2 separate regions of the Homo sapiens genome follow, and region 1 is linked to region 2. Evidence: chromatin contacts called from ENCODE Hi-C or POLR2A ChIA-PET data. All regions are on one chromosome and are shown on one strand. Each heading gives the region's core, a stretch centred on a gene start or an enhancer-like site at or near the end of the contact. The rest is flanking DNA. Distances are from core to core; before and after follow the strand shown.

The links. A loop is a pair of places that touch in the nucleus more often than their neighbours do. ChIA-PET counts read pairs that join two places held with the same protein, here RNA polymerase II (POLR2A).
Region 1: a map of kidney shows a loop between it and region 2 (7-fold over the local background). The contact joins two enhancer-like sites. A Hi-C loop is called at or near these places in 1 of 168 maps with a recorded cell type or tissue (kidney). POLR2A ChIA-PET finds 5 or more read pairs at or near these places in 3 of 52 experiments (BJ, activated naive CD4-positive, alpha-beta T cell and common myeloid progenitor, CD34-positive).

What each region holds. Positions count from the first base shown.
Region 1 is chr22:19,690,403-19,694,927 of GRCh38, forward strand. No RefSeq gene overlaps it. Among named protein-coding and RNA genes, the nearest start is that of SEPTIN5, 22 kb to the right of the region's middle. RefSeq lists an enhancer at 1,567-2,126. Within about 2 kb of position 1,454, at least 7 of the 41 ENCODE cell types and tissues checked have a DNase peak (open chromatin) inside an H3K27ac peak, as active enhancers do.
Region 2 is chr22:19,542,292-19,546,661 of GRCh38, forward strand. No RefSeq gene overlaps it. Among named protein-coding and RNA genes, the nearest start is that of CLDN5, 20 kb to the left of the region's middle. RefSeq lists an enhancer at 2,023-2,522. Within about 2 kb of position 2,233, at least 2 of the 41 ENCODE cell types and tissues checked have a DNase peak (open chromatin) inside an H3K27ac peak, as active enhancers do.

The DNA of each region.
Region 1 (4,525 bases), core at 204-2,703, 150 kb after region 2:
GCTTGTTTGGATGCTGGCTGACCGGCCCCGTGTCCCTGTCATGGTGGAGCACGCCCTTGCTTCCTGGCACCACCGCTGCACCCGGCTCAGCCTGCACTTTAACTGCTGCAGCGCTGGAGGCAGCCACTTCCCTGAGGAGCCCTGCTTCCTTTTGTTTGTTTGTTTTTGTTTCTTTGCTTTGAGACGGAGCCTCATTCTGTTGCCCAGGCTGGAGCGCCCTGGCAGGATCATGGCTCTTTGGCTCAGCCTCCCAAGTAGCTGGGACTACAGGTCCCCAACATCATACTTGATTACATTTTTAAAATTGTTTATAGAGATGGGGTCTCATTATGTTGCCCAGGCTGGTCTCAAACTCCTGGGCTTAAGTGATCCTCCTGCCCTGGCCTCCCAAAGTGCTGGGATTATAGGCGTGAGCCACCACGCCCGACCAAGGCCAGCTTTCTTAGAACAGAGTATTTCTTCCACACTGGGGTCCAGGCATGAGTTGTGCTCACTTTACCATGGTATCATTTAGATCCTAGAAAAAAATTATTTGTGAGATTATTATAATATGTATAAATAAATATACAATTAATAATACTATTAAACATCATTGAATTGTGATTATATTATTAATATAGTTGTATTATTAATATGTGATTGTACTATTAATTTTAATTATCGTGTAATTAGTTATAATGCATCCATAATAACTCATACCATGAATTCACAGTCACTCCTAGTCCTGCCCGGCCCTGCAGGCTCCTCCTTGTGTCCGTCATTCCGTATCTGTACCTCCTTCTACAAGAGAGCCCTAACTTCTAACAGCATCACTATGTCTATCATCTATTTAGCCCTCCAAACACACAAGACACTTCCAGAATCTTCTTATTCTCCAGAGGAAAATGTTTCATCAAAACACCAGAGGCAGCCAGCATTTTGACAAGAAAACACAACAAACTTCATTTCTTTGGAAATTTGATCTAGGAAAATGTGTCTCTCTCATTTTGCTAATGGATGTCTGTTTATCAGTCAGAGACCATGAAACGACTCCTTATTTTGAATATCAGATTTTCTTCTTATTCTCAAACCTCAAAACAGCTTGGTAATAATTTATTTGGAAATTATCCGAAAGGTAAAAATAAAAACAGAAGCAAGTAATATGCCTTGTTACTGCTCCTTAATTAGGTAAGAGCCTCATTTCTTGGGCTGCTGGGATGTAAATTCTGCATAAAATGGCTGGCTTTCTTTTTAAGGCTTTGCAGCAGTGTTAACATTCGGCTGCCAACTAAGTCGATTTTAATCGCCTTTACAGGAACCTTCACTTTTTCTGTTTGTTCCATTCCACTCTTTCCTCAGTGGATAATCCCGCATGTTAAGATTCCTGTGCAGCCGAGGGAGGCGGCTTTTGGCCGGGAGCTTGTGCTCTGGGTGTGAGCGTGGCTGTTGGGAACGCCTTCTGCTCAGAATTCCGTGGTCTCAGCAGATCGTTCAGTCTAGCCACTGGGACGGGGCCGACCGCACACTGCTGGACCTCTGAGCGGAAGATGTGTGAGGTTAGGAGGGAAGGAATAAACAAAGTCGCCTTCTTCCCTGCTGACCTGCCTTGGTATGTCACCATTACTCAGCTCCTTACAGAACAGGAGCTTCAAGCTTTCACCGGACAGGCTGGCTTCTTCCCGGGAGCCCCCGCCCAAGGTGGGGCCTGGTGGGGTGGGGCCACCATCGCTGCTGGAAGCTTTAGCTCTTTTCCCTCAGCTTGGCCTCCTTTGGCAACTAATTTTTTAACTTTTTCTAATAGGTAACAGAGTCCCAAGATTCCAAGTTCCAGGAGCATGAAAGGACTCACTTGTGGAGATTCCTGCCTGGGGCTCCCACCCACCTAAGGAATGCCATCCTTGTCACCGGCTCACGGGGCAGCTCTTTGGTATCCTTCCAGGGTGGTGTGTACAAGTACAGGCACATGGATGCATGGATGCATGAGCATTTTTTTCTTTTGCCGACATATTAATACACCCGGCAGCACTCTAGGCCCATTGGCCTGCAACTTTTCATTTGATTGATTTTTAATTATTTACTTTTTTAAAAAATTGTAGTTAAATATACATGACATATATTTACCATTTGAGTCTTTTTTTTTTTTTTGAGATGGAGTCTTGCTCTATCTCCCAGGCTGGAGTGCAGTGGTGTGATCTCGGCTCACTGCAACCTCCACAGCCTGATCCTGGGTTCAAGGGATTCTCCTGCCTCAGCCTCCCGAGTAGTTGGGATTACAGGCGCCTGCCACCATGCCTGGATAATTTTTTTTTCTTTTGAGACGGAGTCTTGCTCTGTCACCCAGGCTGGAGTGCAGTGGTGCAATCTCAGCTCACTGCAAGCTCCGCCTCCCAGGTTCACGCCATTCTCCTGCCTCAGCCTCCCGAATAGCTGCGACTACAGGTGCCCGCCACCACACCGGCTAATTTTTTGTATTTTTAGTAGAGACAGGGTTTCACCGTGTTAGCCAGGATGGTCTCGATCTCCTGACCTCGTGATCAGCCTGCCTCGGCCTCCCAAAGTGCTGGGATTAAAGGCATGAGCCACTGTGCCCGGCCTAATTTTTGTATTTCTGTAGAGACAGGATTTCACCATGTTGGCTAGGCTGGTCTCAAACTCTTGACCTCAGGTGATCTGCCCTCCTCGCCCTCCCAAAGTGTTGGGATTACAGGTGTGAGCCACAGCACCCAGACCATTTTTAAGTGCACAGTTCAGTGGTATTACATACATTCACAGTGTTGTATAATCGTCACCACCATCCATCTTCAGAACTTTATGCATCTTGCAAAACTAAAACCTGCCCCCATTAAACAGCAGCCCCCCTCATCCCCTGCCCCCAACCCCTGGCAACCCCTATTCTACTGTCCGTGCCTATGAACCTCACTACTCTATGCACCTCACATACGTGGAACCACATGGTATCTGCCCTTTCGTCGCTGGCGTCTCTTAGCATAACGTCCTCAAGGTTCATCGGTGTTGGGGCACGTGTCGGGATTTTATGGTGTGTGAATGACGTCTCAGTTTAAAATGTTCTAGAGTTACCCAGTGGTGATGGATACACAACTCTGAATATGCCAACAACTTCTGACTGGTACACTTTGAGTGGGTGATTGTATGGTCTTTGAATTGTGTCAATAAAGCTGTCATTTAAAATAAAATACCAATCCGTGCTGGCACAGAGAAGGACTGGGAGACTCCGGGCAGTGCGCAGGCCCCTGTGTCTAGGAGAGTGAGGGGCCTGCTGACCTCGTCCCGGGCAGGCGTCCCAAGAGTCTAAGTTCCAGGCCTTAGGTCTCCTTACGTGGGTCTTGTGCGCATGGCTCAGGTGGAGTGGCGACCTGAACAGTCGGCACTGCTACGTGAGGACGAGTGTGGCCCCAGATGGAAGGCCTGAGCGGAGGCAGCAGGGATGAGGGTGGCATGGGTGTTGTTATGCACTGATTTATGTTCTCCCTTCCAAAACTCCACACCAAAGCCCTCACCCCCAGGACCTCCGAATGTGTATTTGGAGGTAGGGTCCTTAAGGAGGTAGTTAAGTTAAAATAAATTCATGAGGGGGTAGGTCCTGATCCCATATGACTGGTGTCCTTCTAAGAAGAAATTGGGACACAGACATGTACAGAGGGACAACTCCGGGAGGACTCAGGGAGAAGGTGCCACCCGCAAGGCAAGGAGAGAGGCCTCAATCGGAACCAGCCCTGCCCACACCTTGATCTTGGACTCCCAGCCTCCGAGACAAGACAATAAATGCCTGTGGTTAAGCCACCGGTCTGCAGTGCCTCAGGACACAGACACAGGTGGTGATGAAGCCAGGCGAGAACATTTTGAATGCATCTAGGGATAGAATCGGCAGGACTTGCTGATGGATCCAATGCAGGACAAGTAGGTGACCCTGAGGATTTTATTTGAGCAAATGGTGCAGTCACCAGTCAGACGGGGGACCCCCGGGCAAGCACAGTGCAGTTTCTTTGCAGGTGCATCCATGAAGGGTGTGATGCCTACCAGACATTCAGGAGCTGCAGCCAGGTGGGCAGCCCACAGGGGAGTCTGGGCTTCTGGGAGGAAGATGCAGAGCCGTCCTGGACAGGGCAGCAGCAGCACCAGCCTTCACTGGAGCCGGGGCCTGCAGCCTCCATTGGTGGCACACCCAGGTGAGGTCTTCACACTGCCTACACTAAAGCAAATGAACAACAAAAATCATGAGAGACCCTTGGATCAGTTTTGCACGGGAGAAGTCATTTCTTTCTTTTCTTTTTTTTTTTTTCAAGATGGGGTCTCACTCTGACACCCAGGCTGGAGTGCCGTGGCGCGATCTCAGCTCACTGCAACTTCTGCCTCCCAGGCTCAAGTGATGCTCCCACCTCAGCCTCCTGAAGCTGGAACCACAGGCATGCGCCACCACACCTAGCTGTTTGTTTGTTTGTTTTGGTAGAGACGGGGTTTCGCCGTGTTGCCCAGGCTGGTCTCAAACTCCTGAGCACAAGCGATCTGGGATTACGAGTCACTGCGC
Region 2 (4,370 bases), core at 983-3,482:
GTGAGCCACCGCGCCCAGCCAATTTCTGTATTTTTAATAGAGACGGGGTTTTACCATGTTGGCCAGGCTGGTCTTGAACTCCTGACCTCAGGTGATCTGCCTGCCTCGGCCTCCCAAAGTGTTGGGATTACAGGCGCGAGCCACCGCGCCTGGTCGATTTATCTTTTTTATACATTATTGGATTCAGTTTGCATCTCTGTTCATGAGTGAAATTTACCAGTAATTTTATTTTTTTGTCCTGTTCTTGTTCAGTTTGTATGTCAAGATTACGTTAGTTTTATAAAACTGAAGTGAAAGTGTTTCTCACTTTTCTATTCTCTGAAATAATTTGTACAAGGTTGGAATTATCTGTTTTTTGAAAGGCAGAATTTGCTTGCAAAGTTATTTTAACATTTTTGGGGGAGGAGGGGAATATTTTAAATTACTGATTACATTTCTGTAATTGTTGTTAAGACAATTGAGGTTTATTTCTTTTTTATTCCATTAAAAGAAACCTGTGTTTTTCCAAGAAATTATCCAGTTCATCTGTTTTCAAACTTGTTGGCATAAAGTTGATATAAGAGCCTCTTATATTTTCATATACTTGCTGACACACCCATGTTAAATCTGTTTTGTCCTGGTGTTTTTTATTTGTGCATCCTCTCTTCTTCTTGTTAATACTTCCAGAAGCTTGGCTTTATATTTGTATTTCCAACAAATCAATGTTTGACTTTGCTGCCTTAAATTTTATTTAATCTGATATTGACCAAATTAACAATTTTTCTCTTGGTTAGTCTTTGCACAGTATATCTTTCTTTCCCTTGACATTCAATTTTTCTTTTTCTTTCTTTTTCTTTTCTTTTCTTTTTCTTTTTCTTTTTTTTTTTTTGAGTCAGGGTCTCTGTCACGGAGGCTGGAGTGCAGTGGTGCAATCATAGCTCACTGCAGCCTCCAACTCCTGGGCTTAAGTGATCCTCCCAACTCAGCCTCCCAAGTAGCCGAGACCACAGGTGAAACACCACCACACCAAACTTCTTTTTCTTTTGCAGAGACAGGGTCTCACCATGTTGCCCAGGCTGGTCTTGAACTCCTGCCTCAAGCAATCTTCTGCCTTGGTCTCCCAAAGTGCTGGGATTACAGGCGTGAGCCATCACACCCAGCCCATTTGGGTTTATTTGTGACATTTTCTGCCCAGCTTTCCCACTCATTCCTCCTTTCTTGCATCTTTTGGGTGTGAGAGAGAGAATGTGTCTTTTTTTTTTTTTTTTTTTTTTTTTTTAGAGACGGAGTCTCGCTGTGTCACCAGGCTGGAGTGCAGTGGCAAAATTTCGGCTCACTGCAACCTCTGCCTCCCGGGTTCAAGCAATTCTCCTGCCTCAGCCTCCTGAGTAGCTGGGACTACAGGCACACGCCACCATGCCCGGTTAATTTTTGTATTTTTAGTAGAGACAGGGTTTCACCATGTTGGCCAAGCTGGTCTTGAACTCCTGACCTCAAGTGATCCACTCGCCTCAGCCTCCCAAAGTGTTGGGGTTACAGGCGTGAGCCACCGCACCCAGCCACGTGTGTGTCTTTTATTCCCTGCTTTCCCTTCTGCCTGTTTGGCACTTATAACTACTGTGCCTATTTCATGGATGCCCTCCAAAGTTAATATCTGAGGTTAATGTTTTTCCCTCCTCCCATTCCAATGGGTATTCTCCCAATACCAGAGCCTTAGCATGTATCACCTGCTACCAGCTCACATGCCATTGTTGCCCAGCGCACGTGCTGGGTGTACTGGTGTGCAGAGTCCAACGGGAGGGCTGGGAGAAGGCCCCCGACCTCCCTGCCCTCTCAGACTGTGGCCGCACCCAGCTTGCCAGACGGAGAGCCCAGGAGCAGGAAGCTGGTGTAAACACAGGGCGGGCACCCACACTGTTCCCAGGAGCCAGTCCTTAGATCCTATCTGGCTCTCACCCTGCCTTTGTCAAGCCCTCAGGACTTGGCACCCAGGTCTGATCTGGGTGGGCGTTTGTCCAAACAAGAAGTGAGCCAGAGCTGGACATCCAGGACCAGACCATACCACACAGAGGGCATGGGGACACTCTCCCAGGGCCTGCAGCCCTTCCCGGGGCTGCTCTTGGCAGCCCAGGCACCCTGGAGGATATGCAGTGCCTCTCTGCCCACCCACACCCCTCTGGGGCTGGCAGGGCCTGGAGTGTGCGTGGGCATGCAGACGCATACACATCTAGCCCTTGGCTCTCCTCATTGGACCCCTTCAGACACTCCTTTCTCTTCACACTTTTACGGAAAAGGCACAAGTGGGGATGTCCTGCCCTGTGACTGGCCTTGGCTGGCCTGGCCCCTGTAGCACACGCTGGTGGAAGGAATGTCCACAGTGCAGAAGGCGCTGCTGCAGACCGTGGGCTCACCCGTTCTCATTCCACCTGCAGGTGGACCAAGCCTGGGGTGGCGGGGACAGGCCCCACAGACTGAAGTGACAGGGGATGGAGAAGGGCTGGGGACAGAGGGGACACAGCCACCTACCTGGCAAGCTAAGAGGTCGGGAAGAGTAGCTGCCACTTACATGGGTTTAGACAAACAAACAGGAGTTCACCAGGGTGAAGGGAAACGGGAGACCTGGCTAAAAGCAGGAAAAAGTACCAGCATGGGAGCGGGGGCAACAGCAGAACCCCAGGGAGGGTCAGATGGGGTGCAGCGCCGGGAGGCCAGCCAGTTCCCTGGAAGAGAGTTTGCAGGACTAAAGCCTAGAGCCTAGATTGCTGCAAAGTTTCCCAGAAGCGGCTGTTGAACAATAGTCACGGCCGGGCACGGTGGCTCACACCTGTAATCCCAGCACTTTGGGAGGCCAAGGCGGGCGGATCACGAGGTCAGGAGATTGAGACCATCCTGGCTAACATGGTGAAACCCTGTCTCTACTAAAAATACAACAAAAATTAGCTGGGCATGGTGGCAGGCGCCTGCAGTCCCAGCTACTTGGGAGGCTGAGGCAGGAGAATGGCATGAACCTGGGAGGTGGAGCTTTTAGTGAGCCGAGATTGCGCCACTGCACTCCAGCCTGGGCGACAGAGCAAAACTCTGTCTCAAAAAAAAAAAAAAAAAAAAAAAAACAACAATAGTCACACGGCCACATCTAGCTGGGAGGAAAGGTGAAATATGTTTTAGCTGGGTGGCCACGACTAGTGAAACATGAGGCCTGTATTTTTGCTGGGGCAGTGAGCATCCTTGGCCACATGCTGGGCTCCAGGGGGACGGCCAGGGGCATTGGCCAGGGAAGGAGCCCAGGAGAGCAAACAGAACCTGCATACTCACTCCCCTCCCTCCCAGTCCCATTTAATCTAACTGTGAAGACAGTGAAAACTAATAAGCCCACAGTAAGAGGGGAAATACTCGAGACTGCCATCAGTTGACCAGAAATTTTGGAAGAGTTTGAAGAATTTTTGGGAGACAGGAAGCAGATAGGATCAGGGCATAGTTAAGGGCACCCAGGCAGAAGCCACGGCCCTGAAGGAGCCCCCGGCAAGGGCAGGGATGGCTGCAGTTGCCAGCTTTAGCCCTGAGAGCAGCTTTGTGAGGCAGGCAGAGCAGTTCCCGGGAGGGCCCACCACAGTGGTCAGAGAGGCAGCAAACTGGCTCCGCCGTGCAGCTTTGGGCGGAAAGGCAGGTCCTGCCAGGAAAGAAACCAAGCAGAGTCAGTTAAAGGAGGTCTCCTGGTGGTCCTAGAGTGTTGTGGGGGAGGTTACGAACAGGTCTTCCACACACCTGGTGGGAGTGTGAGGTGACACAACCACTTGGAGAACAGTTCCCCAGTATCTCACAAAGCAGAACGGGTGCGTAGCCCATGAGCCAGAAAACAAGGACCCGTGTGTGCCAGAGTAGTGATACGAGAATATCCATGGGAGCATTGCCCTTAATCCCTTAATAGTGCTAACTAGAGTGCACACAAGTGTCCATCAACAATAGGCTGGATGAATGCACTGTGGTATATTCACACAGTGGAATACATGCAATGCAGAGCAACACACAGCTTGTATGAATTTTATAAAGGTAACAGCGGGTGAGAGGCACAAGCCCCTGAACTGTCTACTGTATGATTCTGTGGCAGATTGTATTTTCCAAAGATGCCACCAAATGTAGAGACATTCAAAGATATCACCCATTGGACATTCTCTTTTTCATTTTACTTTTGTAAAAATTGCGGGCGGTGGTGATGGTTGTACAACAATGTGAATATACTATTGCTACTGAACTGCATACTGAAAATGGCTAAGATGAGGCCGGGCGCGTTGGCTCATGCCTGTAATCCCAGCACTTTGGGAGGCCAAGGCAGGTGGATCACTTGAGGTCAGAAGTTTGAGACTAGCCTGGACAATTTAGCAAGACCCTATCTC